Regions from separate parts of the Homo sapiens genome. Here region 1 is linked to region 2. Evidence: chromatin loops called from intact Hi-C (ENCODE). Cell type or tissue: Calu3. All regions are shown on one strand. Links, peaks and the distances in the headings refer to the core of each region. The heading gives the core; the rest is flanking DNA. Region 1 holds the start of BCO1 (beta-carotene oxygenase 1). Region 2 has its middle 49 kb from the start of GCSH.

The links. Peaks named below come from ENCODE experiments on the same cell type or tissue, not always from the same donor. Only the 100,000 strongest peaks of a DNase experiment are listed, where the experiment ranks them.
Region 1: it touches region 2 in a loop (10-fold over the local background); 2 of 110 quality-filtered maps call a loop at or near these places.

Annotation. Positions count from the first base shown.
Region 1 is chr16:81,228,433-81,244,506 of GRCh38, forward strand. BCO1 (beta-carotene oxygenase 1) reads left to right here and starts at 10,257. Exons shown (of 11, transcript NM_017429.3): 1 at 10,257-10,540. The coding sequence starts at 10,477. In Calu3, for the core only: no CTCF peak of the experiment used is centred there; a DNase peak (open chromatin) is centred at 10,289.
Region 2 is chr16:81,137,432-81,153,505 of GRCh38, forward strand. It overlaps the pseudogene PKD1L2. Among named protein-coding and RNA genes, the nearest start is that of GCSH, 49 kb to the left of the region's middle. RefSeq lists enhancers at 115-732, 2,013-2,307. In Calu3, for the core only: a CTCF peak has its summit at 4,130; DNase peaks (open chromatin) are centred at 4,160, 6,620 and 6,940.

The sequences.
Region 1 (16,074 bases), core at 6,302-14,301, 94 kb after region 2:
GGCGTGAGCCACTGCCCCCAGTGAAGTTTTTCCTCCAGAAGCCCCAAGGACGCTGTCTGGTTACCCGTGCTGTTCTCCCTTTGCGGGGACAGCAGGTGCCACCTTTGAGGGGACTTCGGCTGTCACTATGGACTCTGCTATCTAAGATTTCAAAGATCTCTTTGTTATCTGGTCAACTTATCGCTCTGGCTAATTAGAGGCACCATTTAGAAGCAAACTTAATTGGAAAATTGCAAAGTAATTTAAATATGATAATATTATCTCCAAAAGGTTAATATTAACTAATCTTAGCTAATCATTTTGTAATCAGAGATATAGAATTACAAAATAAGGCTGTTGTGTTTTTAATAGCATGAAAACTTTTTGAACTCGCTTTTATTTCTTAACCTCATGACTGTTCTATAGGCTCCACCCGTCCTGTGGGACAAGTGGCCTCAGGGAAGGAGCGACACCTCTTCCCTGCCCCTTCCCAAAATCATTCAAGGAAAAGGATCCCATGGTCAAATCTCCCACCTCCATCACATATTGTATGATCTCTGACCTTACCAAGTTTCTGCTGCTTTGTCCATAAGATGGGGATAATAATAGTTCCTGCCAAACAGTGCCTGTGCAAGGATTAGAAGATTCGATGGGTGCAAAATGCAGAGAAGGGGGCACACTCTATGTGAACTCCCTTCCTTCTCCAGCCCCGAAGTTCACGTTTTTGCTCTCCGCAAAAGGAGGAGGTGAAGGCATTCTACTTCCTCTGAGAGTATCTTAGAGCCTCCCAAGGGCTGAGTGTGTGTGATTCTACTCCCAGCCTTCCACCCTCCCAGTGCAAACCCAATTCTGCTATCTCTGGATTGCTACAGAAGCAGCACTGTCAACTTGTGCAAACATGTGTGCCTTGTGAGGAATCCAGGAGATCTCCAACCCGACACCAATGCCAGGAGGGGCCTGGTAAAGGCCTTCATGCAATGCAGACCTCCTTGCTCTGTGTTTCTTCCCAAGGCCTGTGTGCAATGCAGACTTTCTCCCTCTATGCTCTAATTTTCTTCCTGGTTTCCTCTCAGCAACTCGCACCTCCACTCCCACAATCTGTTGGAAATTTTCCTGTTCCCTCCGTTCCTCTCTCTTTTGCTCACCTTTCTTGCTTTTCTCCCGCCACAGCCCTACACAACGCACACCTCTCCCTCCCACAATCCAGAGCAATTTGTGTAGCGGCCACCCCATGTAATATATTGAATCTGGGCACAAGCAGGTCCTGCTAGTAGGAACGCTCTTCTTGTCTTCTCCACATGGCCAATGCCTAGCAATCCTTCAGGTCTTGGAGCAAACATTAGTCTTTCTGTGATGTCCGCTCTCCACTGCGCTCCTCCAGCCTTGTACGATGTCCCATACCTTCCTCTGTTGCCAAGCATGCTGTGTTCTATATTTATGGAACCGATGAATGAATGGATACATGGACTAATTTACATTTTTACCATTGTCAGCCACGGACTTCCCTGACATTGCACCCTCTCAACTGGCTTTCCATCCAGCCATAACTGCCTTGGCCTCCCTTGGTCGCCTATAAATGCCATCTTAGCAGTTCTGCTAACTCAGCACTGTCAATAGAACTTTCTGTGATCATGGAAATGTTCTGTGACTGTACTGTCCAGTATAACAGCCACCAACCACACAGGGCCACAGAGCCCTTGAAATGTGGCTACTGTGAATGAGGAGCTCACTTTTTCATTTAACTTCGTTGCAATTAACGTATATTTAAATGTAAATAGCCGAGTGTGCTTAGCGGCTACTGTGTTGAACAGCACAGCTAAGCTGTCACATGAATAGCTTCACTGAACATCTTCTCCTAGGATGCTATTGCCTGCAGTATAAAGGCCATATTCTTATAAAAGCTGCACAGTGCAATCCTTAATCCACTTACCAGCCCCAGGTAGTGGAGATGAACATGGCTGCAAGTACAGATTCTAGAGCCAAGCCCAGCTCTGGGATACTGAGCAAGTTTCTTAGCTTCTCTGTGCCTCACTTTCCTTATCTTTAAAATGGGGCAAAACCACCTAAACTCAGGATTATTGTGAGGAGGACATGGACTCGTATGTGTAAAAGGGTTAGAAGAGGGTCTGGCATATATAAAGCTCTCAATAAATGGCCAATAGTCCTCCTGCCTGGAGAGTTCACCCCCTCCTCCTTCCCCATCCAAATACTTCCCACTCTCAAGGGCTCAGCTGTGCACCCCCTCCTCCAGGAAGCCTTCTTTCCTAATCCTCCACAGCATCACCAAGCTTTCCTTCCTCAGAACCCCTATGATAGTTCCTATCTGTGCCTCTTGTAGAGCAGCTATTCTAGGCAACTAATTATTACTTACTGTGTATGTATATGGCTTCACAGCCAGGCTAAAAGAGACTTAAATCCCAACGTTCCTGTGTATTGGTGTCTATTTTTCAACTGCATGCAAGTAACTCAAAATTAGTATGTTTGATTATTATATTGGCTGGCCGTTTCAGTTTTTCTGTCTTTCCCAAGAAAAGAAAGGGGGAAAGAATGCTCTGAGTGCCTACTGTATTTTAAGCACTGTGACATACACAGTTTTACACTGTTTAATTTAAACTTTGTAGCCAGTCAATGAGGCAGATGTTATAATTTCCATTTCAGAGATCAGGAAACTGAGGGTCTGAGACTTAAGTACGTGGTTCAGACATTTAGTTTGTAAGCGGAAGAACTGAAACACAAATGCAAATGAGTCTGTCGGGGTAGCTAGTTTCCAAAGATGGCCCCAAAGGGACCATATAGCCCAGACCCTATAGTCACAACCTTGAATGGTCCCTCCTCACGGAATTTTTGCTGGCCCTGTGATTGGTTCTAACCAATAGAAGGCAGTGGAAGCTAAACTATCTCAATTCTGGTGTAGCCTTAAAAGGTATTGGCAACTTCTGCTTCCTCTCTCTCGTGTCACTCACCTTTGGGAGACATTTGATGCTATGTATTATAAGAAGTTTGGCTACTGTGCTGGTAAGATCTCACAGAGAGAAAGCGAGGCCAAGGCCCAGCCCCTCTAACATCCTAGTCATCCTAGTCAATTCCAGCAACCATGTAAGGAAAGCTGAGCAATGAAAGCAGAAGAACTGCCCAGCTGAGCCCACGCAACCTGCAGAACTTAGAAAGCGTATGGATGATTGTTGTTTTAAGCCACTACATTTTGGAGTGGGATGTTACACAGCAATAAATAACCAAAACTCTTACATAAGATGTGCCATTTCTCTCTACATTGCCATTGCCCCTGTTCTCTTATGCACTGGCCAGTTTTCAGTCCCGTTTTAAGGCAGTGAATGCATTATACAAATTGTCTGTGAAACACTCACCTTTGCTCTCCTAGCTCTTCCCCAGCCAGCAGCTCTGAAAGGTGGGAAGCATTACAGTTTTGTGGGGAAGAACATGTACTGATCGGCTGTTGACCTACCTCAAGTTACTCCACATCGCTGAGACTATAAAATTAAGATTGCTACTGACATCCTTGCAAGGATGTGGAGGGATTAAAAGAAAGACTGCTGCTAGAACACTTAGCCCAGTAACCAGCACGTGCAAGCATTCAGATCAGAGGCTGGAGGAGAGCAGGCCAGGAGACAGCTTCTACTGGAACCAACCCCTCATCCCATTCTCCCCACATTAGTGAAAACAACAGAACACAGGGGTCAGGCCTCCATGGGTTCAGAGCAATGCCAGAGCTTTTGAGGGGAAGAGCAGCTGCTGCTTCATGTCGATGGGTTTTCAACATGAAGGCAGTTCTGCAAACCACTGTGAGACACCTTCCCCTTTGGGAAATATATGTCCAGCCTCAGCCTCCAAACAAAAAGAACATCATGAGGGCCAAAAAAGGCAGAGACTGGGTGTCATTAATCACCTCTATTCCCTCAGAGTTTGGCGTGTAGTAGGTGTCAGGTCCAAAAAGGCACAGATTTGTTTTGTTCACTGCTACATTTCCAGCACATAGTAGGTGCTCAATCAATATGTGTTGAATGGGCCAGGGTCGGTGGCTCATGCCTGTAATCTCAACACTTTGGGAGGCCAAGGCAGGTGGATCGCTTGAGCTCAGGAGTTTGGGACCACTTGCCCAATTGCCTGGGCAATATGGCAAAACACCATTTCCACAAAATACAAAAAAATTAGCCTAGAGTGGTGGCACAGGCCTATTGTCCCAGCTATTCAAGAGGCTGAGGTGGGAGGATCACTTGAACATAGGAGGTTGAGGCTGCAGTGAGCTGAGACTGCACCATTGCACTCCAGCCTGGGTGACAGAGTGAGACCCTGTCTCAAAAAAAAAAAAAAAAGGTGTTGAATGCACTGCCTGCAGCGGACACTGTCAGTTGCCTATCCTAGGCCATTCCCTCCTTTTTCCTTGATAATGGAATTCTGACAAGATCCAGGTGGCAATGATGCCACTCCAGGGGTGACTGGGAGGAAATTAAATTAAAGTTTGTCTGAGGAAATTAAAGCGCTCCTGTTCCTCTTTGTTGAGGATTGGTTAGGGGTGGTCATGTGACACAGTTCTATTCAGCCAATGAGGCACAAGAGAAAATCTGCTCAGAGGATTCTGGGAAAGATTTCCCTCCAGCATAAAATGAGAGGTCTACAAAGAAAACTCCTCTTCTGTCCCTGCCTTATCTTCCTGCTTTTCCACATCTCTATGTGAGGCCATGATTTCCCAGGCAACGGCAATCATTCATAACCAGAACTGAACAAGCCAACAGTGAGAAGACAACCTTCTGAGGCTAGAAGTGTGGAAGCCCTTGCTAGGCGAGCTTCCGCGTCAACCAGCATGCCACCTCTCGATGGCTTGATGTCTGCAATAAATGCACATCTTTGGAGTTTCAGCAGATGTTCTGCTACCTGCAGCAAAAGTGTCTTCCCTTACACATTGTGACTTAATGATATTGTTACGGGCTGAATTGTGTTCTGTAAAATTCATACGTTGAAGCCCTAACACCCCATACGGCAGAATGTGACTGTATTTGGAGATAGGGTCGTTAAAAAGGTGATTAAATTAAAATGAGTCCATTAGGTTGGCCCCTGATCCAATATAATTGGTCTCATTACAAGAAGAGGAAATTTGATTGGGCACAGCAGCTTGTGCCTGCAGTCCTAGCTACTCAGGAGGCTGAGGCAGGAGGATGGCTTGAGCCCAGGTGTTTGAGACTGTAGTGAGCTATGATTGCACCACTGCACTCCAGTCTGGGCAACAGAGTGAGACCATGTCTCTTAAATAAATAAATAAAATTTAAAAATGAAAGAAGAGGAAATTCAGACACACCAAGAGACACCAAGGATGTGCGCACAGAGAAAGATGATATGAAGACACAGCAAGAAATCACACCTGCTACCTTCATCTCCCAAACAACCTGATACCTTGTTTTTTTTGTTTGTTTGTTTGTTTGGTTTTTTGTTTGTTTGGTTTCGCTTTTTTGAGACGGAGTCTTACTCTGTTGCCCAGGCTGGAGTGCAGGGGTGCAATCATAGCTCACTGCAGTGTCAAACACACCTGGCTGGAGTGGTGGGATCTCAGCTCACTGCAACCTCTGCCTTGCCACTTCAAGCAATTCTCCTGCCTCAGCCTCCCCAGTAGCTGAGATTACTGGCATGTGCCACGATGCCTGGCTAATTTTGTATGTTTAGTAAAGACGGGGTTTCACGATGTTGGCCAGGCTGGTCTTGAACTCCTGACCTGGGGCAATCCGCTCATCGAGGCCTCCCAAAGTGCTGGGATTACAGGCATGAGCCACCATGCCCAGCCAAAACCTGATACCTTGATCTCAGACTCCTAGCCCCTAGAACTGTGAGAAAAAAAAATTCTGTTGTTTAAGCCACCCAGTCTGTGGCATTTGCTATGGCAGCCCTAGCAAACTTACACAGATATCTATTGTTAGGCTTAATTTATTACCACCATTAGTTTTTTTTGTGGGGGTATTTTTGTATGTGGTGTGTGTTTGTTTGTTTTGAGATAGGGTCTCTGTCGTCCAGGCTGAAGTGAAGTGGTGCAAACATGGCTCACTGCAGCCTCAAACTCCCTGAGCTCAGGCGATCCTCCCACTTCAGCCTCCCAAGTAGCTGGGACCACAGGTGTTTGCCACCACCACCACTGCCAGCTAATTTTTCTATTTTTCATAGAGGCAAGGTCTCGCTGTGTTGCCCAGGCTGGTCTCAGACTTCTGACCTCAAGTGTTCCATCAGCCTCAGCCTCATCCTCCCAAAGTGCTGGGATTACAGGTGTGAGCCACCGTGCCCGGACTCCATTTGTATTTTCAAAAACCTTTATCTTACTATCTAACTGTCCCTTGGGTGCAGTTGGAACCTGGATAAGAGAGCTTGCCCTTTCTCTGATATAAGAATGCAGTGACACCAACCCAAGACCCAAGACTGGTCCTCTCAGGGCCCATCCACCCATTACTTCATTCAGTAAAAATCCAGCAGACACCCATCGTGCGTTGGAGCTGTGTAGAATTGTCAGAGTAAGTACTTTGAAGTCGGGCTGCCTGGCTGTGCCTCCTAATTTGAGCTGCTCCTCACTTTGAGACCGAGGGCAAGCAAGTTATCTTCCCTGTACTCTCTGACCTTGAGAATGGTGGTAGGAACACACATCTCATAGGACTGTGTAAGGCCAGGGTGAGCCAGTGCAGGTAAACTGCTCAGTTGCTTTTCTGAATATGCAAAGATTGACAAGAAGGGAGATCACAGTCATGTTTTGACTCATATATATATATATATATATATATATATATATATATATATATAAATATATATATATATATATATATAAATTATTATTTTTTTTTTGAGACAGATTCTTGCTCTGTTGCCCAGGCTGGAGTGCAGTGGTAGAATCTCAGCTCACTGCAACCTTCACCTGCCAGGTTCAAGCAATTCTCCTGCCTCAGCCTCCCAAGAAGCTGGGATTACAGGTGCACACCACTATACCAGGCTAATTTTTGTATTTTTAGTAGAGACGGGGTTTTACCATATTTGCCAGGCTGGTCTCGAACTCCTGACCTCAAGTGATCTGCCCGCCTCGGCCTCCCAAAGTGCTGGGATTACAGGCTTGAGCCACCGCACCTGGCATGTCTTCACTCATATGGTTTTGTTGTAACCCTTCCAACAAGCCCTGTGACACAGATACTGCCACCCCCATTTTGCCGAGTGAAGTGAGGTTCAGAGAAGTCACGTGACAAAAGCTGCAGGGTTGCTGAATCTCAGAGCTGAGGTCCAAACCCAGGTCTTCTGACCTCTAAGCCCTGAGCTCTTTCTTGCACCGTGGTGGTGTCGTTTTTTTCCCAGAGCCCTTAGAGTATGCCAGACATTCCCATGTAATCCTCACAAGAACGCAGCTTCCACAAGCTAGGAATAAAGAACTCTGACATGGATACACGTGTTTAGACCACACAGCGGGATAAACTGGCAAGTTATTGGAGGTCTTACTGGAAAGGTGGTTCATAGGGAAATGCCCTCTAAGAGAATGGGAGGAAAAGGTAAAGGCATTGTTTGGTAACTGTCTGAGACCAGGTGCTTTTGCTAGACCCTATACAATAGGCTTGAGGTGCTAATATCGTTATGCCTCACTTTATAGTTGAAAAAAAGGAGGCTCAAAGAGGGTAGAATGGCCCAGACACACAGAAAATGGACGAGCTGGCCAGGCGCGATGGCTCACGCCTCTAACCCCAGCACTTTGGGAGGCCAAGGCGGGTGGATCACTTGAGGTCAGGGGTTTCAGAGCAGCCCGGCCAATATGGTGAAACCCCATCTCTACTAAAAATACAAAAATTAGCTGGGGATGGTGGCAGGCACCTGTAATCCCAGCTGCTTGGGAGGATAAGGCAGAAGAATCGCTTGAACCCGGAAGGCAGAGACTGCAGTGAGCCAAGATCACGCCACTGCACTCCAGCCTGGGTGACAGAACGAGACTCCATCTCAAAAAATATAAAAGGATGAGCTGCAATTTTTTTTTTTCTGAGTTGGAGTCTCACTCTGTCACCCACGCTGGAGTACAGTGGCACCATCTTGGCTCACTGCAACCTCCACCTCCTGGTTTCAAGTGATTCTCCTGCCTCAGCCTCTTGAGTAGCTGGGATTACAGGTGCCCATCACCATGCCCAGCTAATTTTTGTATTGTATTTTTAGTAGAAACGAGGTTTCACCATGTTGGCCAGGTAGGTCTTGAACTCCTGACCTCAGGTGATCTGCCTGCCTTGGCCTCCCAAAGTGATGGGATTATAAGCATGAGCCACCATGCCTAGCCAATCAGCTATAATTTAAATTTAGTTTCAACTCAGGCATGTAGCATCTTTCCTCTGGGTCAGGTCTTCTCAACTCCTGCTGCACACATGTAGGTACTTTTTATTATTTTTTTAATTATTATTATTATTTTGAGACGGAGTCTTGCTCTGTCGCCCAGGCTAGAGTGCAGTGGCGCGATCTCGGCTCACTGCAAGCTCTGCCTCCTGGGTTCACGCCATTCTCCTGCCTCAGGCTCCCGAGTAGCTGGGACTACAGGCACCTGCCACCACGCCCGGCTAATTTTTTGTATTTTTAGTAGAGACGGGGTTTCACGGTGTTAGCCAGGATGGTCTTGATCTCCTGACCTCGTGATCCGCCCGCCTCTGCCTCCGTATGTTTTATTTTTGAGATAAGGGCTTGCTTTGTTGCCCAGGCTGGAGTCCAGTGCTGCTATCACAGTTCACTGCAGCCTCAACCTCCCAGACTCAAGTGATCCTCCCACCTCAGCCTCCCAAGTAGTTGGGACTACAGGCACGCACCACCATGCCCAGCTAATTTTTTTTGGTAGAGACGGAGCCTCAATATGTTGCCTAGGCTGGTCTTAATTCCTGGGCTCAAGTGATCCTCCCGCCTTGGCCTCCGAAAGTGCTAGGATTACAGGTGTGAGCCACTACACCCGGCCAACATAAAAAAAAAAAACTGATGGCTGAGATCCACCTTCAGAGATTCTGCGTCAGTGGGTCTGGAGTGAGGCCCAGCACTGATACATTTAGTACTGCCAATCAGGTGATTCCAATGTGTGCCAGGGCGGAAGCACAGCCAGACCACACAGCTGTCAGGAATGAACGGCCCAAGGTGCTGGCATGTGCTCTCAGCCCAGACCGGACCATCATTATTCTCAGCTGGGTTGCATAAAGGCCAGTGCCACTGCCTTTTCTTACTCTACCCACAGAGCAAATGACTGGTTCTTTCTTTAAGCAAAATACGTTAAGATGAGTTCATTAACTTCAATCAGTGCATATAGCAAGTTGAATACGAATTTCAGGCAATGGCAACACACGAAGATACACGAATAATAGGGAAGCTCAGATCAAATTCAGGCATTGTTTTGCCCTCTTGATAGGCCAGGAAGTTGAAGTTTCTTTTTAACTATTCTGTTTACTTATTTATTTTTTGAGACAGAGTCTCACTCTGTGGCCGAGGCTGGAGTGCAGTGGTGCCATCTCAGCTTACTGCAATGTCTGCCTCACAGGTTCAAGCGATTTTCCTGCCTCAGCCTCCTTAGCATCTGGGATTGCAGGCGTCTTCCACCACGCCTGGATAATTTTTGTATTTTTAGTAGAGACAGGATTTCGCCGTGTTGGCCAGGCTGGTCTCGAACTCCTGACCTCAAGTGACCCGCCAACCATGGCCTCCCAAAGTTCTGGGATTACAGGCATGAGCCACCACTCCTGGCCCGTCTTTTTTACTATTCTTTATAGTTTCTGAGAAAAGCCTTTGGTTCCCGTTCGTTATTTTTTAAATAGGTACATGAAACATTTTATGTCTCCTTCTTCCAAAAAGAAAATAATGAATTAAGTGGCTCTTTATGTATGATTATTAGAGGGGAGCATCGGGGCCTTTACTAAAAACAAAACAAAATGTAAAACCTTTCCCGTCTCTGCTGAAGGGGTTCCCTGCTGTGCAGCAGACATTCAGTGATCACAGAGCTTAGCTCAAGTTTCTCCTAATTCCCAGCACCTCTGATTCCCAGCATCTCTTCTTGTTCTGATCATAAACAACTCCAGCTCTTGGATTACGTCGGGCAACATAACAGCAGGCACGGAATTCTCTCTGCTTATTTAGAACCTAGTCTGAAGCAAGCTTTTTTTTTTTTTTGGTTAAGTCAAAAGTGAAACTGGAGAGGGAAAGCTGAGGGAACAATAAGAGGATTAAAGATTAGCTATGACACATGGCTTGGAAATTAACCTTTAACCAAACATCTTATAAGTAACGCCAGCGCAGCTTCCCTTGTGAATGTAAAGAGATCCAGGGCTCTTGGAGAGGGACAAGTGAGAGCCAGCCAAAAAGGAAAAAGCAAAGGCAGAAACGGCATCAGGAGAGACAGAGATGTGAAGGAGGGAAGGAGCAGGAGAGCAGGAAGGAAACGCAGGAGGAGGGAGCAGCATCTCCTGTGAACACAGAGGAGCACCTGTTTGCTGTTAAAATCGATCTCCCTCGGCACCCTGAGCAATGGATATAATATTTGGCAGGAATAGGAAAGAACAGCTGGAGCCTGTGAGGGCCAAAGTGACAGGTGAGCATTCTGATAAACACTGGGCTCTTTCTTCTATTTATTTTATTATTTTTTTTTTTTTTGAGGCGGAGTCTCGCTCTGTCGCCCGGGCTGGAGTCCAGTGGCTTGATCTCGGCCCACTGCAACCTCTGCCTCCTGGGTTCAAACGATCCTCCCACCACAGCCTCCCGAGTAGCTGAGATTACAGGCACCCACCACCAAGCCCGGCTAATCTGTGTGTTTTTAGTAGAGACGGGGTTTCAGCATGTTGGCCAGGCTGGTCTCGAACTCCTAGCCTCAAGTGATCCACCCACCTCGGCCTCCGAAAGTGCTAGGATTACAGGGGTGAGCCACTGCACCTGGCTTCTTCCTTGTGTTTAGATGGACACTATTTTTTCCTGATGATATAAGTAATACTAATTGTAAATTACTTTTGGAAAGTCTGGAAAACAGTACAGAGAGGGGACACATTTTCTGTGAAAATCTAGGTATTCTTTTACACATTATAACTCCGTTTGCAAAGGGAGGAGAGTCAGTCTCACTGTTCCCAGGAAAAAAGCATTGGAATGCCCCAGTGGGTACATAGACAATGGGATTAATCTGCAAACTGCTGCCTGTCTCAGATGCATGATGTATTTGTGCAAATGTATGCATTCTAAATTAGTTTCAAAATGCTTAGAGGGGCGTGCATGAGCTCCCACGCATGCACATCCACCACGCACACTTGCAGGGGATTGCAGAGTCTGATGTGATTTTCTCTCAGGAACTCACAGGTGTGAGCTCCTGCAGAGCCTATAGGAGTAGGACCTTCTATCCTTTAGAGGCTCTGTGTTTCGCTTAATCTTTTATATCTCTTTTTCCTCCTCTTTTGAGTTGCCACTTTCCTGGTACCATTTCGACTCTAAAGGGCAGTTCCTGGTTCTGGACTCCCGGGTCCCCAGAGTGGTGCTCGCTCAGTTTTAAGAACAGCTGAGTCAGCTCAGGCCTGCAGGCATTTTCATCTGCTAGATGGACTGGAATTGTTCATAAGGAGAGGACAACTGTGAGTGATTTTCGTGAGAACATCAGATTGAAGCTTTTCAACTGAGCAATTGCCTTGGGAGTCTTTTGAAACAAAAAAAAAATAGCTTTTATGTATATATTTTCCTGGTTACAAAGGTAAGGCACAATCTATAGCTATCAATCTGTATATATATATAGCTGTATGTATATTAAATTATATATAAATTAATTAGGAGTGCAAATGAGAACATGGAAGGAAATAAAATCAGCTGTATTTTGAAATCTCTTAACCACTATTAATATTTGGGTCTATTTCCTTTAACTTTTTAAAACATAGGTAGATCAATTGATAGATTACTATATTTGTAAACAGTTTTTCAAAAAGCAAATGTATACTATTACATTTTTATTTTTTTTCTCAATTTGACTGTTCATCTGTACATATTTTATTTTTTAAAAAGACACCCCACGGCCAGGTGCGGTGGCTCACGCCTGTGGTCCCAGCACTTTCGGAGGCCAAAGAGGGTGGATCACTTGAAGCCAGGAGTTTGAGACCAGCCTGGCTAACATGGCGAAATCCCTCTCTACTAAAAATACACAAATTAGCCAGGGGTGGTGGCATGCACCTGTAGTCCCAGCTACTCAGGAGGATGAGGTAGTAGAATTGCTTGAACCCCGGAGGCAGAGGTTGCAGTGAGCTGAGATCGTGCCACTGCACTCTGGCCTTGGCAAGAGTGAGACCCTGTCTCAAAAATAAATAAATAAAAAAAAACCAGGCACCCCAGCCTGGCCAACCTGGTATGGTGAAACACTGTCTTTATTATTTGGTTGGTGCAAAAATAATCGCGGTTTTTGCCATTACTTTCAATGCATTTAATTTTAATTTTTTTTTTTTTTTGAGAAGGAGTTTCACTCTTGTTGCCCAGGCTGGAGTGTAATGGCGCGATCTCGGCTCACCACAACCTCTGCCTCCTGGGTTCAAGCGATTCTTCTGCCTCAGCCTCCCAAATAGCTGGAATGACAGGCATGCACCACCACACCCGGCTAATTTTGTATTTTTAGCTGAAACAGGGTATCTCCATGTTGGTCAGGCTGGTCGCAAACTCCCAACCTCAGTTGATCCGCCCGTGTTGGCCTCCCAGAGTGCTGGGATTATAGGCGTGAACCACCATGCCCGGCCTGAAATTTTATTTTAAATAAAAATACAAAAATTAGCCAGGCATGGTGGTGCATATCTATAAGCCCAGCTCCTCAGGAGACTGGGCATGAGAATCACTTGAACCCAGGAGGCAGAGGTTGTAGTGAGCCAAGATCGCACCACTGTACTCCAGCCTGGGCAACAGAGTGAGACTCTGTCTCCAAAAGAAAACAAAAAGGCACCTATGATACCTACCTTTTCGTGCCCTGGAATATTTTGTACCCTTTACACCTCATGTTTAATGACTGCATGAAATCCTTGGAAATGTTAGAAAACATGAATTCTAGAACACGAGAGGCTGAGTGAGCCCCAAAGATCAGCAGCGGTTCTCAAAGGGGTGGCCCCGGACCTGCAGCATAAGCATCACCTGGGTGCTGGGTAGAAATAAACATCCTTGGGCCCTACCCAGACCCACGGGGTCAGACACTTGGGGGGTGGAGCTCAGCAAGCTGTGTGTTCACAAGCCCTCAGGCGATTCCAAAGGTAAGAACCATTCCTCTACATCAAGCCTCCCTATTGACAGATGGGAAACTGAGGCAGAGGGGCAGTGACTTGCCAAGGCCAGGCAGCCTGCAGAGAACAGGCCTCCTGACTCTCCGTCCAGGCCTGGGTTGAGCCTAATCAGTTGGTGACATCCATGGGCAAACAGCTAACTAAAAACTGTGCCTGGGTTGACACGTCCATGCAGGGAGCACATGCAAAGGTTTTGGCTTTGTAACTGGCTGTGCCGACACACGTGTGTTCTGAGACCTCTTTGGCAACTTAAGCATTTCCTGCCTCAGTGTTCTTTTCTGTTTGATGAATGTAGCCTGGCACCTCCCACATAGGGTTGCTGCAACGATTAAGTGGTTTAATCCACCTAGAACACAGTGGCTGGTGTATGAATGCATGTAAGTGTTCTTGTCCTATCTAGGGCTTTAATTATATTCTCAGATGCCTCTCTCCCTGCTCTTTCTCAAGCCTGCCCCCTCTCCTGTGCCCTGGGTGCCTGTGCCTGGCGCCACGATTATGTAGGTGCCCAAGGCAAGAGACTTGGCTGTCTTTTTTTTTTTTTTTTTTTTTTTTTGAGGCGGAGTTTCACTCTGTCGCCCAGGCAAGAGTGCAATGGCGCAATCTTCGGCTCACTGCAATCTCCTCCTCCTAGGTTCAATCGATTCTCCTGCCTCAGCCTCCCCAGTAGCTGGGATTACAGGCACCCACCACCACACCCAGCTAATTTTTGTATTTTCAGTAGTGACGGGGTTTCACCATATTGGCCAGGCTAGTCTCAAACTTCTGACCTCGAGTGATCCATCCGCCTTGGCCTCCCCTAGTGCTAGGATAACAGGCCTGAGCCACCGCGCTGGCCTCGGCTGTCATTTTTCAGTGCTCCACTGCACATCCCCCTGTATTTAGTCAAATAGAGGCCCATCAGTTCTGTGTGTTCCATCTATCTTTGTTCATCCATTTCTCTCCATCCCTGTGGAATCCCCGGGTCCTCTCTCTGGTCTTCCTGCCTCTCTCAGGGAATTTCCCAGTCCACAATCCACACCATGGGTGGAGACAACCTTCGAAGCTCCAAGTTCCTATTCCATTTATAACAGGGGTCCCCGACCCTCGAGCCGTGGACCAGTACCAGTCTGTAGCCTGTTAGGAACCGGGCCGCACAGCATTACGGCCCGAGTTCTGCCTCCTCTCAGATCGGTGGCATTAGATTCTCATATGAGTGCAAACCCTACTGTGAGCGTGAACCCTGTCGTGAACTGCACATAGGAGGGATCTAGGTTGTGCGCTCCTTATAAGAATCGACCCCTCAACCCCACCATCCATGGAAAAATTATCTTCCACAAAACCAGTCCCTGGTGCCAAAAAGTTTGGGGACCACTGATCTATATGGAATCCAGAACAGGCAAATCCATAGGAAAGAAGATGGGTGCCTGCCAGGGGCTGGGGTAAGGGGAGAAGGGGGAGTGACAGCTAATGCATAAGGGAGATGGCTTTTTGGAGTGATGAAATGTTCTGGAATTAGGTGATGGTTGCGCAACATTGTGAATACACTAGAACCCCCTGAACTGTACATTTTAAAATGATGAGTTTTATCTCAAATTTTTTTAAATTGCAGAAAATATCTGGTCCTGTCCTTCCCTATTATAACCATCAAAGGTGCCCCATTCTTCTGAGGATTAGATCAGGACCCTTAGTGTGATCCTGTTGACCTTTGTCCCCTGGCCCCCGTTATTTCTGCAGTTTCATTGCTTACAGTTTTCTTGCTTGAAAATGACGGTCCAGTCTTACTAAACAGCTTGCCCGTCTCCTGGTCTTGATCATTCATTCATTCATTCATTCATTCATTTATGAGACGGAGTCTTGCTCTGTCACCCAGGCTGGAGTGCAGTGGCGTGATCTCAGCTCACTGCAACCTCCCCCTTCCGGGTTTAAGCAATTCTCCTGTCTCAGCCTCCAGAGTGGTTGGGATTACAGGCACCCGTCATCACACCTGGCTAATTTTTGTATTTTTGGTGGAGGCGGGGTTTCACCATGTTGGCCAGGCTTGTCTCCAGCTCCTGACCTCAAGCGATCTGCCTGCCTCACCTCCCAAAGTGCTGGGATTCAGGTATGCCTCGGCATGCCCAGCCTCCTGGTTTTGGTCTTCTTGTTTTGGGTTCCTCCAGAGGCAAGAATTCAAGGCTAAGTGGTTTATTTGGCACGTGATCCCAAGAAACATCAGGAGGAACTCAGGGAAACAGAGAGAAGGAAACCAATAAATGGGGCATTGTCGAGCCATTGGCTGCTGAGGCCATTGGAGCTAAATCCTCTGGGTATGACGTAAAACATGCCTCTCGTGATCCCAACTGAGGGCAAGGCAACGGCGGGATTTGTCCCCCAATTCTGCATCCATCACTGGGTGAGAGCAGCTTCCAGGGGCATTACCTATCCGAGGTGCTTCCTGCTCTTCCTGCATGTAGGCAAAGCCTGCCCCACCCGCAGTCAGAACCAAGCACTCAGGCAGGGAGCTGCAGGCATTTGCAGAAAGCAGCCTGTAGGAAGGGACGAACGCTGAGAGGACTTGGGTGGAGGCACCAACAGCATTTTCTGCAGCACCCTGCCTCTAGAGCAGGGCTGTCCCCTAGAAAGAGAACCTATGCCACACGTGCACTTTTAAATTTTCTGGTAGAAACATTGAAAAAAGTCAAAAGAAGCAGGTGAAATTATTTCAGTGGTATATTTTAACACAACAAATCCAAGATATTATCAGTTCAACATGAAATCAATATTTAAAAAATTGCTAATGAGATGGTTCACTTTTGTTCATACTAAGTCTTTGAAATCTGGTGTATATTTCATTCTTATAGCACATGTCATTTCAGACCAACCA
Region 2 (16,074 bases), core at 2,864-10,863:
ATTACCTGGGCCCAACAGATGTCCTGGCAGCGGGGCCACAGTATCCTCCTCATCGTCCACTCTCTTCAAGACCAGTGCAAAGAAAGCAGCGAATCCCAGCACCTGAAAAATACCCAGGGAGGTCCTCGAACCCACTCTGGTAACTCTCAACCCCTCATCTGCGAGCACGTGGGGCTTGGGGCCACGTTTGTATGTTGGGGAGGGCCCTGTGTTTTGGGGGAATGCAGCTCCCTTCTGCAGAGATGGGAGGTGGTCATGAAGCTGGACCGCAAGGCCTTGGCTCGCAGACCAGATGGGGGACTGGCCAGTCCTAGAACTCCCCTGAGCCTTCCCACCTACTACCGCTCACCTGTCTGAGGGGTCTCTGATCTCTCCGCAAGGAGAATTGCTCTCCCCCAGGGCTTTCAGCACAGGGATCCTGCCCCACCCTGCTCCTTCCCTTTCCTCCAGTATTAAGTAATGCGCTCAGGTGCAGGGTCTCAGCTGCAAGGCCTCAGCCACGTGATCTCTGCGCCTGCTCCACACAAACACAGGAGGATCCTGTGGTTCACTTGGGGAACAGAAAGGCTCAAGACGCAGCCCTGTTCTTAGTATCCTGCGAGCCTAGTGTTGAAGGGAGGTGTCGGATGCTTTTTGAGTCTTATGGTAAAGGCTGTTCAGGGAAGAATGGGGGACGAGAGGGGATTTGGCAAAGTCCCATAGGTGTAAAGATGAGCTTTGTTTTTTTTGAGATGGAGTCTTGCTCTATTGCCCCAGCTGGAATGCAATGGCATGATCTAGGCTCACTGCAACCTCCGCCTTCTGGGTTTAAGTGATTCTCCTGCCTTAGCCTCCCTAGTAGCTGGGATTATGGGCACCCACCACCACGCTCGACTAATTTTGTAATCTTTTTCTCTTTTTTTTTTTTTTTGAGATGGAGTTTTGCTCTTATTGCCCAGGCTGGAGTGCAATGGCGCAATCTCGGCTCACTGCAACCTCTGCCTCCCGGGTTCAAGTGATTCTCCTGCGTCAGCCTCCTGAGTAGCTGGGATTAGCTGCGATTACAGGCATGCACCACCACACCTGGCTAACTTTGTATTTTTAGTAGAGACAGGGTTTCTCCATGTTGGTTAGGCTGGTCTTGAACTCCTGACCTCAAGTGATCCACATACCTCAGCCTCCCAAAGTACTGGGATTACAGGCGTGAGCCACCGCGCCCAACCAAGATTTGCTTTAAATATCTCCTCCTTTCGGTGGCTTCCCCTACACCCCAATCCAGTATCTCTTCCCCTTAGGGGTTCCCCAGGGATTGCCCACTGCCCGACTCCTTCCAAGGGAAACTGTGCCCCTTGCCTCCTCTGCTCTACACCTGGATTTAGGATTTCTTTCTTTCTTTCTTTTTTTCTTTCCACCATCCCAGGCTAACAGATCACCAGGAGCTGGTCTCATGGGAGCTGCCTGACCAAGGATTTTTTTTTTTTTTTTTTTTTTGAGGCAGGGTCTTGCTCTGTCGCCCAGGCTGGAGTTCAGTGGCGCAATCACAACTCACTGCAGCCTCAAACTCCTGGACTCAAGCGATCCTACCACCTCAACCTCCCAAAATACTAGGATTACTGGCATTGAGCCACCATGCCGAGCCAGAATTTCTTCAACTCTAACAAGTTCTTTTGCGTAATTTTACATCTCAGAAATAGGAGTGTAGCTTCTAACTCAGGCACACATATAATGACTTGGTGTTTTTTCCAAAGGGAAAATTCCTTTAAATTGCTGTCTTTTCCCTTGCAAGCAGACTCAGAAAAAAAAAAAAAATGAATAACTAGCTACATAAATTGTTGTCTTGTCTCAAGATCAAATGGATGTTAACATTGAGGAAATAGGGTATTATTTATACATATATATGTATACCCTAGGGCAAGGGTAACCTCGGGTAATATGATAGGGCTATTTTTCCTGCCTTGGGCCTGCCCAGAGGGGGTGCTCCAGGTTCATTTGTTGAATATATAAATAAAGGAATAAAAGCCCAGGGACTAGACTGCTGGCAGTAGGGAAGGGATGGGTGGAGGGGAGGAGGGCGGGTGCCTGAGGCAGGGTCCTGACCTTCAGGGGCTGGGTGACGAACATGCTCTCCACGAAGGAGACAGCCATGGAGATGAGCCACCTGAGGGAGCTGGCCCTCCCGTAGTGCAGGCCGTAGAGCATGGTGAAGAAGGCCGCCACGCCACTGGTGGCCGCTACCAGGAGCCAGCCCACCAGGATGCACCACCAGGGCAGGCCTTGAGGGGGTTTGCTCACCTGAAGAGCGCTGCAAAGGAGGTGGACAGACATAGTTAGGGTGGCCACACCCCCAGGCAATCTCAAGGTCAAACCCCACTCTACTCTGATCAGCATGACCTTGGCCAAGCTCCTGGACCTCTCAGATCCTCTGTTTCCTTCTCTGTAATCTATACCTATCTCAAAGGTCTATGCCATAGTCTGTGGAGTAAAAGCAGTTACATTTACTCAGTGCTTAGTAGGGGCAAGTCCCCGCACTAAATGCTACACACAGATTTGCTCTGTTATTGCTCAGGGCAAGCCTAGAAGGCAGATACCATAGAATCTTGTTTTAAGTTTTCTCCCCCCGGGTGCAGTGGTTCATGCTTGTAATCCCAGTACTTTGGGAGGCCAAGGAGGGCGGACCACAAGGTCAGGATTTCGAGACCAGCCTGGCCAACATGGCGAAACCCCGTCTTTACTAAAAATACAAAAATTAGCCGGGCGTGGTGGCGGGCACCTGTAATCCCAGCTACTCGGGAGGCTGAGGCAGGAGAATTGGTTGAACCCGGGAGGTGGAGGTTGCAGTGAGCCGAGATCGTGCCATTGCGCTCCAGCCTGGGCAACAAGAGCAAGACTCTGTCTCAAAAAAAAGAAAGAAAATTCTCATCATACAAAAATTAGTGAGCACAGTGAATACCCAGGTGTTTATTAGCTGGCAACCACTATCACCCCTTGTCACACTTATTTCATCTGCCCCTCAGCCCTGTTTTGTTTTTGTTTTTGGCTGGAAAATTTCAACATAAATTCCAGACATAATACAAAATAATTCCTAGTCACTTCAGAATGCATCTCAAAAGTGGCCATTTTTGCCAGGCGTGGTGGCTCACGCCTGTAATCCCAGCACTTTGGGAGGCTGAGGCAGGTGGATCACTTGAGGTCAGGAGTTCGAGACCAGCCTGGCCAACGTGGTGAAAGCCCATCTCTACCACAAATACAAAATTTAGCTGGGCGTGGTGGTGGGCACCTGTAATCTCAGCTATTCGGGGAGGCTGAGGCAGGAGACTCACTTGAACCCAGGAGGCAGAGGTTGCAGTGAGCCGAGATCACGCCATTGCATTCCATCCTGGGTGACAGAGCAAGACTCTGTCTCAAAAAAAAAAAAAAAGGCAATTTTCTTACTGAATTACGATGCTGTTTTCACACAGCTAAATTAACAGTAATTTTTAAATGTCACCTAGTAACCTGTCTGTATTCAAAGTTCACTGGTTATCTTAAAAAATGCATTTTGTTTTAAGTTTGAATCAAGAGATAGGCGTCATCATTCCCATTTTAAAGATCAGGAAACTAAGCCTGAGAAGTTGAGGAGCCGGTCCAAGAGTGAAGTGCACAGATGGGAAACAGCCCACAGGAACACCGTTGTGACTGTAGCATGCGGTACAAAGGGCCCTGAGTGCCTTCCAGCAAACAGACCTGTTCAAACCCGGCCTCCCTGAATGTGTGCAGGAATCCTGCATTGTTTCTGCCTGGCAAGGTCTGGGTGGACATCCTTCCAAGATTGTTCAGAATGCCCTTTCCAGACGGCCCCAGGCTGGGGCAGGCAGGCACCCACTCAGCCCCCAGGGAAGTGGATTACCTGGCATGTGCAGGGGCCCAGGTGCCCGGCTGTACCCCCAGGCCGCCCTTCAGGGTCTGCAGCTGCCTGAGGGCCTGGGCATGGCTGTGGGGCTGGGAGAAGCCTCGGGGCCCCACCAGCCGCAGCTCTTGCTCCACGTGTTCCAGCTGAAGGTACAGACACTGCCTGTAGGCGCTGTCCTTCCAGGGGCCACTCCGTGCCGCCTTGGGCTTGGGACACTGTGATTTCTCTGGAGGACAAAGAAGAAAGCGATCAGCTTGTGCTGAGTCACAGAGCAAACCAGCTGCAATACAAACAACAGCCAGGTGGGGCGGCATGCGCAGGTGGTCCCAGCTACTCGGGAGACTGAGGCAGGAGGATCGCTGGAGCCCAGGAGGGCGAGGCTGCAGTGAGCTATGATGGCGCCACTTCACTCCAGCCAGGGCAACAAAGCCAGATCCTGTCTCCAAACAAAACAAACAAACCTCCCCCCACAAAACACAACAGTAATAGTACCAGCTTCTGAGTATGAAATGCTTGCTATGTGCCAAGCCCTGAGAAATCTGAGGTTCAAAGAGACGGAGTAAGGTTTTAGGGTCACACAGCCAGTTAGGATTCGATGTTTCTCTTTTAGATTTTTATCAGAGTCATTCTTCAAATTTCCCTACACATCAAGAGAACAGAGGAGAATCCCATACTCATCACTCCAGCTACAACAATGACCAACATTTGGCCAGTCTTGTCTCATCTCTTTTCTTCTCCTGGAGCTTTTTTTTTTTTTTTTTTTGCAGTGAAGTCTCACTCTGTCTCCCCAGCTGGAGTGCAGTGGTGTTATCTCAGCTCACTGCAACCTCCACTTCCTGGGTTCTAGAAGCAGTTCTCTTGCCTCAGCCTCCTGAGTAGCTGGGACTACAGGCGCACGCCACCACGCCCAGCTAGTTTTTGTATTTTTAGTAGAGAGATGGGGTTTCACCATGTTGGCCAGGTTGGTTCTAAACTCCTGACCTCAGGTGATCCGCCCGCCCCGGCCTCCCAAAGTGCTGGGATTACAGGCGTGAGCCACAGTGCCCGCCCTCACCCCCCGACTCCCCCACCCCCTGGGCCCAGAGTATTTTAAAGCAAATACTTTAATATGGTAAGACTTGAATTTGAACCCTTTTTTGTCTAGTGCCAAATATAGTGTAATCCTGTCCCTTTGTTTTTTTGTTTTTTTTGTTGTTGTTGTTGAGACGGAGTTTTGCTCTTGTCGCCCAGGCTGGAGTGCAGTGGCGCAATCTCAGCTCACTGCAACCTCCGCCTCCCAGGTTCCAGTGATTCTCCTGCCTCAGCCTCCTGAGTAACCGGGATTACAGGCACCCGCCACCATGCCCAGCTAATTTTTTTTTTTTGTATTTTTAGTAGAGACGGATTTTTACCATGTTGGCCAGGCTGGTCTTGAACTCCTGACCTCAGGGGATCGGCCAGCCTCAGTCTCCCAAAGTGCTGGGATCACAGGCATGAGCCAGCACGCCCGGCCAATACAGTGTAATCCTTAATCTTGTGTTTTTAGCTTTTTTAAAAATTATGAAACATCTCAAACATATAAAATTAGAGCAAATGATGAGATGAAGCCACACAGCGACACAGCGTCAAAATGATCAAAATGACGCAGCGAGACTCCGTCTCAAAAAAAAAAAAAAAAAAGAAGAAATGCAGTTATAATCTTGTATCTTCCCTTCACCTACAGGACAAGCTTTTCTAACTGTGCTTAGCATCTCCAAGGCAGAGCACTATCCCACCTGGAGGTTGCCTTGAGAGACAGCAGTCCATCTGCAACCCAAAGAACGCCTCCGACGAAACTGTCTCTCATGTTGAGAGTTTCAGCCACTTGTACAGGCTAGCCCTGCCCAGGAAGGTGCAAGCTGGACCTCCTGGTAGATAATTCTAATTCACTGAAGTGCGTTACGCCGACCCCCACTGGCTTGCTTCCTCTCCTCCCCGCCATTCATGCCAAGTCTCCTTTTAAAATCCCTGCTTTCTGCCTCAGAGGTGTAGTGATATCCTTAAGTCAGGAAGCCTGTACTTCTTCCCCTAAGCTAGCTTTGGAATAAAAAGTTACTTCTCTTTCTCTCTCCACCCACCGACCTCTATCTCTTTTTGAGACAGGGTCTAACTCTGTCCCACAGGCTGGAGTGCAGTGGCGTGATCTTGGCTCACTGCAACTTCTGCCTCCCGGGCTCAAGTGATCTTCCCACCTCAGCTTCCCAAGTAGCTGGGGCTACAGGCACATGCCACCATGCCCAGATAAAAAAGTCACTTTTTTTTTTTTTTTGAGACAGAGTCTCACTCTGTCGCCCAGGCTGGAGTGCAGTGGTGCGATCTCGGCTCACTGCAACCTCCGCCTCCCAGGTTCACGCCATTCTCCTGGCACAGCCTCCCTAGTAGCTGGGTCTACAGGCACCCGCCACCACACCGGGGTAATTTTTTGTATTTTTAGTAGAGACGGGGATTCACCGTGTTAGTCAGGATGGTCTCGATCGCCTGACCTCGTGATCCGCCCGCCTTGGACTCCCAAAGTGCTGGGATTACAGGCGTGAGCCACCGCTCCCGGTCAAGAGTCACTTTTTAAATACCAGATCTCACTCTGATTAACTGGACTCTGCAAATGGCAAGCAACTATATCTGCATTTTGGTTACAGCCAGGTATATGCATCTCCAGCCCTGACTCAGATAAGGTTAGGGTGTTGGGTAAATGGCTATGGTGAGGTCAACTCCTACCTTCCTCTGACTCACAGCCTCCTCCCTCACCCTCCTGACTGGGCTCCCTCACTGAAGCCTCAGCTGAAGATTCCAAGTCAACACTTTATTTTGCAGGGCTTCTGCTAATGTTTCTGAAAGATAACATCACTGCCAATCATAACACCACTTACTGTATACCTGCTTTGTGTCAGGCTGGGATCTAAATACTTTACATGTCTTACAATCTTATTCAGCCCTCACAATAAGCCAACGAGCTAGGTGGATCAATACCCCTATTTTATATTTTTTTTACTTTGAGACACGGTCTCACCCTGTCAACCAGGCTGGAATGCAGTGGTGCAACCTTGGCTCACCGCAACCTCTGCCTCCCAGGCTCAGGCAGTCCTCCTATCTCAGCCTCTCAAGTAGCTAGAATTACAGGTATGTGCCACCACGCCCAGCTAATTTTTAACACACCCCCTTTTTTTTTTTTTTTTTTTGAGACAGGAGTCTTGCTCTGTCACCCAGGTTGGAGTGCAGTGGTGCAATCTCAGATCACTGCAACCTCCACCTCCCAGGTTCAAGTGATTCTCTTGCCTCACCTCCCAGGTTCAAGTGATTCTCCTGCCTCAGCCTCCCGAGTAGCTAGGACTACAGGCGTGTGCCACCACATGCAGCTAATTTTTTTATTTTTAGTAGAGATGGGGTTTTGTCATGTTGACCAGGCTGGTCTTGAACTCCTGACCCCAGGTGATCTGCCCACCTCGGCCTCCCAAAGTGTTGGGATTACAAGCGTGAGCCACCACGCCCAGCCAACACCTCTATTTTCTAAGGGAAGAAATGAAGTCTCAGAGAGGTTGAGCAACTTGTTTAAAGTTGCACCGCTGCTACTGCAGCTGGGAGATCCCAAGGTTCTGGCCGACTCCAGAGTTCATGTTCTTAAGGTCCAGTGTGTCCAGCTGTGAATGCTAAAACTCCCAAACTCAAAGTCAAGGATCTAGTGGAAGCAGGGATGACCTCCATAAGCAGCCCAAACCCAGCTCTCTGGGGCAAATTCTTTTTTTTTTCTTTTTTTTTGAGATGGAGTCTTGCTCTGTCACCCAGGCTGGGGTGCAGTGATGTGATCTCAGCTCACTGCTGACTACACCTCCCAGGTTTAAGCGATTCTCTGCCTCAGCCTCTTGAGTAGCTGGGACTACAGGGGCAAGTAACTCTATCAGGGGTGGGGCCAAGAATTATGAATTCAAATTGCTTATTCTATAAACCATACTTTCGTGTTCTAAACAAGGTTTAGATAGTGGCCACCCTTGTGTATTAAAAATGGTAGCATTCTAAACCCACATAACTATCCACCATGTTCCACAGAACATTTCTGTCACTGTAGAAAGTTCTATTGGATGGCACCGCTCTAAATGGGAAGATGGACAGGAAAGGGGCATGAAGGGAACCAGGAGACTAGTTGAAACCGGAATAATATGCCATATATACATTTGTTTAATGAAAAGAAAACAATGTTACTGGGTTCTAGCTGGATATTGTTGGAAAAACCTCTGAATTTGAGATCTTTTATCTCTGTCAAACAGATTAAGGAGTGTTAGAGAGGCATTAAAGACATAGTCGCACCAAACTGAGACTTTCTCCCTTTTTTTTAGAGCTAGGGTCTTGCTCTGTCACCCAAGCTGGGGTGCAGTGGCACCTGTAACCTCAAACCAGTTTGCTGTAACCTCAAACTCAAAAAAAAGACTCAAGGGATCCTCCCACCTCAGCCTTCCAAATAGCTGGGACTACAGGTGCCCATTGAGAAGGAGTCTTGCTCTGTTGCCCAGGCTGGAGTGCAGTGGTGTGATCTTGGCTCACTGCAACCTCCACCTCCCGGGTTCAAGTGATTCTCCTGCCTCAGCCTCCCAAGTAACTGGGATTACAGATGTGCACCACCACGCCCAGCTAATTTTTGTATTTTTAGTAGAGATGAGGTTTCACCATGTTGGTCAGGCTGGTCTCGAACTCCTGACCTCAAGTGATCTGCCCACCTTGGTCTCCCAAAGTGCTGGGAATACAGGCATGAGCCACCGTGCTTGGCTAACACCTGGTTAAGTTTTAAACTCTTTGTACAGACAGGGTCTCCCTATGTTGCCAACGCCGGTCTCGAACTCCTGGCCTCAAGCAATCCTCCCGCCTCAGCCTCTTAAAGTGCTGGGATTAGAGGCGTGAGCCAGTGCTCCCAGCCATTTGCTTAATTAGGAGGATTGAAAACGAATAGAGAAAGGAATAACTTTTCCAGTCTGCAATTCCATGTTCCTTAATGGTTTTTGCTGCCCTGACTGTGATCTTGCTTCCTGCCCCACATATTCAGGCACGGATCGAGTTCAGCTTTGCACCCCAGCACTCTACAGAAGAAGGCACCGAGGCATTGAGAATGGAGGTCACCTGTCCACGGTCACACAGCCGGCTAGTGGCAGAGCCAGGACCCAGACATGGTTCTTCCTAGTGGAGATGAGACAAAAGACAGATGGACGGCTCCCACCTCACGGAGTTTACATTCCAGGAAGGATGGCGCAAGCTTTAAACAATTTTCACCTGATTCATTAGTTGGCCACAAACAGGTTGAATGCAAGAAGCTTAGGGAGTTGGCCGGGCACAGTGGCTCACGCCTGTAATCCCAGCACTTTGGGAGGCCAAGGCAGATGGATCACGAGGTCAGGAGATTGAGACCATCCTGGCTAACACGGTGAAACCCCGTCTCTACTAAAAATACAAAAAATTAGCCGGGCGTGGTGGCAGGTGCCTGTAGTCCCAGCTATTCGGGAGGCTGAGGCAGGAGAATGGCATGAACCTGGGAGGCAGAGCTTGCAGTGAGCTGACATTGTGCCATTGCACTCCAGCCTGGGCGACACAGCGAGACTCCATCTCAAAAAAAAAAAAAAAAAAAAAAAAAACTTAGGGAGCTAAAGAGCGCGTGGTCAGAGGCCCTAGTGTAGGTTAGAGGCTTGGGTTGCTCCCCTGAAGAAGGAATGCTTAAGCCAAAACTAAAATTTCAGTAGGTATTGGCCTGGCGAAGAGAGGAGAAAGAACATTCTAGACTAAAGGACCAGCCTGTGTGAAGGCTGTTAGTGGGAAGGCAGCTTGGCATTGTAGGGACAGTAGGTGCCTGAGGTATACAGAGGGAGGGGATGGCCGGTGGTTCAAGCAGAGGCTGGTGAGGGAGACCTCTTGTTCCCCTAGTGATGCTGATGTACCCCTTTGCTGTGTCTCCACCCGGCCCCAAAATGCGGCTTCTCTTGGCACAGACATGTCCAGGGCTTACCTTTCATTTCTGATGACCCCAAAGTGAGTGTTACAGGGTCCTCTCTCTTTTTGGCTTCCTCCCAGAACACCTGCCCTGATGTGTTCTGTGGATAAATGACATCTTCCACCAAGGCGAGGAGACTGTTGATGTCCATCAAGTTCACTGAGTCCCAGCCCAAGGCGGGGGATGGCACCTTGAGAGCTTTGAAGAGGGAGCTGACGATTCTTGACACATCCTGGTGGGGAAAGGGGCCATAAGCCAAGGTGAGGGGTGCAGCACAGGGGTCAAGAGCACACGCCCTGGGCCTGGCAACCTGTGTAGGGACCCCTGCTCTGCCCACTGAGATGTGATAGTGACCTCCCTGAGCTTCCATTTGTCAGCTCTTGAATCCCTCTTCTAGGGTTTGAACTCATTCCAGGCTGTACTCCTCAAAGCGTGGCACACAGTAGGTGCTCAATGAAAGCTTACTGAATGCATCAACGCAGAGCGGGGAGTCTCGTCCATGGGCTTCCAGCCTGGGAGTCTACCATGAAGGCATAATTCTTTGCACACAGTAGATACTCAAAAAGTATGTGGGTGTATGCGTGTGTGCACATGTGCATGTGTATGTACATGTCTGTGTGTCTCTCTGTGTATGTGTGTGCATGTATGCATATGTGCACCTGTGTGTTTGTGTGTGCATGTGTGTACAGATGCATGGGTGCATGCATGTTGCATGTGTATGTGTGTCTTCAGTTGATGAATTTTGGCACCTCACGTTGCCAGGCAACACAGGGCTGCTGGGTCTCAAGCCCCAGGCCTCACCCCCACTTCTGCTGAGGCTACAGCACCCCCCAGGCTAGCTGAGGTTGAGGACCTGCCTTGGTCACTGCCTCAGGTGTCAGAAGGCCGTCCTCCATGGGCTGTGGGGAGGGAGTCAGGTTGGGGGACCCCCGGTCCCATTTTCCAGTGTTCTGCTCCTTCGCGACCCGGGGACGGGTGTTCTGAAAGATCTGAACAATCAGGAGGTTGATGGGGAACATGAGGATGGAGCTCTCCAGGCCAATCATCACCTCCTGCCAGGTGAATTCAATTTTACCTGGGGAAAGGGAAGGAAGGGATCAAAGGGAGAGGCCACCGCCCGGAGCCCAGTCCCTTCTGCCCCTTGTGGAAGCTGGCTGTGCAGTGAAGGGTTAACCCTGCCCAACGCCTGGGAGGTCACCGCTCAGCCCTTGGAAGTTCCCAACTGCTAAGAATGTCTTTGTTTCCCTAGGGTCTTGGGTCACACCGGATGGTCTGTGCTAATGATGAGATTTAGGTGGGGGCCTAGACCATATGATGTCAGCTTGACCTCTAGAGGGGCTGGAGGCGAAGGGCAGCCAAGTGGGTGTCAGCCATGCCTATATGTTGGAGCCCCAGTAAAAGCTCTGAATAGTGGCTGGGCATGGTGGCTCATGCCTGTAATCCCAGCACTTTGGAAGGTCAAGGTGGGTGGATTACCTGAGGTCAGGAGTTGGAGGCCAGCCTGGCCAACATGGTGAAACCCCTTCTCTACTAAAAATACAAAAATTAGCTGGGCATAGTGGTGGGTGCCTGTAATTCCAGCTACTCGGGAGGCTGAGGCAGGAGAATTGCTTGAATCCGGGAAGCAGAGGTTGCATTAAGCCGAGATCATACCACTGCATTTCAGTTTGGATGACAAGAGCAAAACTCTGTCTCAAAAAAAAAAAAAATTGTGAATTGCAAGGCTGGAGTGAGTCCCCCTGGTTGGCAATACTCCATGTGCACTGTCACACATCCTCAGGAGAAGTCAGCACCATCCACGACTCCACTGGGAGAGGATGCTGGAAGCTATGTGCCTGGTCTCTTCTGGCCCCTGCTCCATGTGTCTCTTCCCTTTGCTGGTTTTAATCTGTATCCTTTCTGTGTTTTTTGTTCTTTTGGTTTGTTTGTTTATTTTTTTTTTTTTTGAGATGGAATTTTGCATTTTTTTACCCAGGCTGGAGTGCAATGGTGAGATCTCAGCTCACTGCAATCTCCGCCTCCTGGGTTTAAGTGATTTTCCTGCCTCAGCCTCCTGAATAGCTGGAACTACAGGTGTGCACCACCACACCCGGCTAATTTTGTATTTTTAGTAGAGATGGGTTTTCACCATGTTAGCCAGGCTTGTCTCAAATTCCTGACCTCAGGTGATCCACCTGCCTTCGCCTCCCAGAGTGCTGGGATTACAGGCGTGAGCCACCGTGCCAGCTGTATCCTTTCACTGCAGTAAACCATAACTATGAGTACAATGGGTTCTGTAAGTCCTGCTAGTGGATCACTGAACTGGAGGGCGGTCTTGGGGACTCTGGAATGGCAGTGGCATTGCTGGAGCAGTGAAGGCTCAGGTCCACCAGCCACTAACCCTGACCTCCATGACACTGGGAATTACCCAAGTCCATCTTTTGCTCAGCTGGGTCCTTGGGGACCCCCCAGAACATGATGCTGGTCAGCATGGTGCACAGCAGCAGGGAGAAGCAGCAGGACACCCTCTGGACGCGGGTGAAGCTGCTGCGAGCGCAGCGGCTGAAGATCGAATACCAGATGTGTCCATCCTGGAAGCCCGCGGAAGTCTTCATGAAAAACAGGTGGCTGCAGGCAGGCAGGGAGAGAGGGACAGGCATTTAGGGAGACAGGAATGGGGGAAACTGGTCTCTGTGGGTCGTTCTTGGGATGAGAAGCAGGAAGAGCGGCAGAGATTTGTTTCTAAGATTGTTCACACTTTTTTTTTTTTTTTTTTTCAGATAATGTCTTGTGTCTTGCTCTGTCACCCAGGCTGGAGTGCAATGGCACGATCTCGGCTCACTGCAACCTCTGCCTCCCAGATTCAAGCAACTCTCCTGCCTCAAACTCCCAGGTAGCTGGGATTACAGGTGCCCACAACCACGCCTGGCTAATTTTTTGTATTTTTAGTAGAGACATGGTTTCACCACATTGGCCAGGCTGGTTTCACACTCCTGATCTCAAGTGATCTGGCCGCCTTGGCCTCCCAAAGCGCTGGGATTACAGGTGTGAGCCACCGCGCCTAGCCACATTTTTTTTTCGGATGGAGTCTTGCTCTTGCCAGGCAGGAGTGCAGTGGCATGATCTTGGCTTACTGCAACCTCTGCCTCTGGGGTTCAAGTGATTCTCCTGCCTCAGCCTCCCAAGTATCTGGGACTACAGGTGTGAGCTATTTTTTTTTTTTGTATTTTTAGTAAAGACGGGGTATCACCATGTTGGCCAGGATGGTCTCGATTTCTTGACCCCTTGATCCACCCGCCTGAGCCTCCCAAAGTGCTGGTATTACAGGCATGAGCCACCGTCCCCGGCTCCCCCCCCAATTTTTTTTTTTTTTTTTAATAGAAGAAACACAGCATCTTAGCAGCATCACTTAGAGTTAACAATGAAGGCTCTGGAAGTCAGATTAGAATTACAGACGGCCCTCTTCCCAGCTGTGTGACCTCGGGCACGTTACTTTGTTCTTTGTACCTTAGATGACTTGTCTGTAAATTGGGGCAAGTAATAATAACAGAACCTACCTCACTGGATTGTTGAAAGGAATAAAAGTGATGATTCTGTAAAGCATTTGGGGCAGTAGCTGGCATATAGGTCAATATTCAATCAGTGTCAGCATTGTTATTTTTGCTGTAATTTTAATATAATAATATAGCTAAAATACTATTAGTTTTGTTACAGTTAGATCATTGGAGTACAGTGGTTAAAAATCCCAGGCATGACGGAGTGCAGTGGCTCATTCCTGTAATCCCACGACTTTAGCAGGGCAAGGAGAGAGGGTTGCTTGTGGTCAGGAGTTCAAGACCAGCCTGGCCAATGTGGTGAAACCCCGTCTCTAATAAAAGTACAAAAATTAGCCAGGCATGGTGGCATGCACCTGTAATCTCAGCTACTTGAGTGGCTGAAGCAGGAGAATTGCTTGAACTCAGGAGGCAGAGGTCACAGTGAGCCAATATCGTGCCACCATACTCCAACCTGGGTGACAGAGACTCTGTTCAAAAAAAAAAAAAAAAAAAAAAATCCCAGGCATGGCCAAGCACAGTGGCTCACACCTGTAACCCCAAAACTTTGGGAGGCTGATACGGAGGATCCCTTGAGCCCAGGAGTTTGAGACCAGTCTGGGCAATATGGTGAAACCCCATCTCTACAAAAACAGTTGGGCATGGTGGTGTATGTCTACAGTTTCAGCTACTCAGGAGGCTGAGGTAGGAGGATCTCTTGAGAAGGTCGAGACCATCCTAGGCAACATAGCAAAGATTCGTCTCTACTTAAAAAAAAAAAAAAAAAAGAAAAAGAAAGTGAGGCATCGTGGTGCATGCCTGCAGTCCCAGCTGCTCAAGAGGCTGAGGTGAGAGGATTGCTTGACCCAGGGGGGTAGAGGTTGCAGTGAGCTGTGATCGTGCCACTGCACTCCAGCCTGGGTGGCGGAACAAGACCTTATCTTAAAAATAAAGAAAACAAAAATAAAGTACCTGAATTGTTTTCTGTCCTGCTCCGTGGCCACAGGAAACACCTTATCGAGGACGCAATCTCCAACATTGATGGATAGCCAGGAGTTGCACAGGAAATACCACTTCCGGTCCATCACCAGGTCATAGACCAGCACCCGGCTCACATACCTGGAGAAGGGACCCAGAGTTTTGAGGATAAGGTGGAGCAGGGGAGGAGACTTCACTGGACATCACCAAGGTAACAGTTTTGCAAACATGAACCCAAAGAACAAGAGCTCCTCAGAAAAAGAAACCATATTTTTCTTTGTTCTTGGTGCCTTAATTAAAATTCGCGTCACATAAGGAGGTCAGCTACTGTAGAGAGCCAACTCTGGGAAGCTGCCATGTTTCCACAAAGATGCTGCAAAAGGATGCATTCGGAGACCATTAACCTGTACACATGGCACCAAGCTCAGGGCCAGCGTCCAGGCATGAGCAAGTAAAGCCAAATTGTGTAAAGTGTGCATGTTCAGGCAGGTGCAGGCTGGGGTACGCAGAACATGGTCCTCTCTTGCGTTTCTTTCTTTCTTTTTTTAAATTTTAGACAGAATCTTGCTCTGTCACCCAGGCTGGAGTGCGATGGAGTGATCTTGGCTCACTGTAACTTCCGCCTCCCAGGTTCAAGCGATTCTCCTGCCTCAGCCTCCCGAGTAGCTGGGATTACAGGCATGCACCACCACACCCGGCTAATTTTGTATTTTTAGTAGAGACAGGGTTTCTCCATGTTGGTCAGGCTGGTGTCGAACTCCTGACCTCAGGTGATCCACCCACCTCGGCCTCCCAAAGTGCTGGGATTACAGGCGTGAGCCACCGCGCCTGGCCTCCTCTCTTGCGTTTCTAACCAAAGAATCACCGTCTATCTTGGGCTGAGGACTTTGTGGGTATCTTCTAACCTGATTTAGGTCTTTGAGGTATGGGGAAGAATTGAAATTATCTTGCCTATCCTGTGATGTCAGATCGAGCAGCAGTTTTCCCTGTTGCTATACAGCCAACAAGAACAGCAATGATGGCTGGGTGTAGTGGCTCACGTCTGCAATTGCAGCACTTTGGGAGGCCAAGGTGGGCAGATCACTTGAGGTCAGGAGTTTGAAACCAGCCTGGCCAACATGGTAAAACCTCATCTCTACTAAAAATACAAATAAATAAATAAATAAATTAGCTGGGCATGGTGGCGTATGCCTGTAATACCAGCTACTCAAGAGGCCGAGGCAGGAGAATGACTTAAACCCAGGAAGCAGAGGTTGCGGTGAGCCGAGATTGTGCCATCACTCCAGCCTGGGTGACAGAGTGAGACTCTGTCTCAAAAAAAAAAAAAAAAAAAAGAACAGTAGGGATAGCAATAGCCGCTCTTCACTGAGAATTTACTACATAGCGGGGGCTATGCTAAGATGCTCTTGATATGCATTTTCTCATTTCAGGAAGGGCAGCCCCGTAGGAATGCAAAAGCCACCTATGTCAAGGTCACAGGCTTTTCTGGGGCAGCTGACATCCAGTGATGCAGTACCTACAGGGATCAAGACCTGGGTATTTCAACCCAACTTGGGACAGCTCCAGAGCTCCCCAGTGGTGGACCACACTGTTGCTGGGCTGCATCACAGCTTGACTTTTCTGCCATCCTGCCTCCTTCCCTCTGTTCCCAGGTGCTGGTCCCAGGGCCCTGTAATAAACACCCTGCATATGCAACTCCATCTGAGAGCCTGCTTCCCGGGAGCAACCTACAG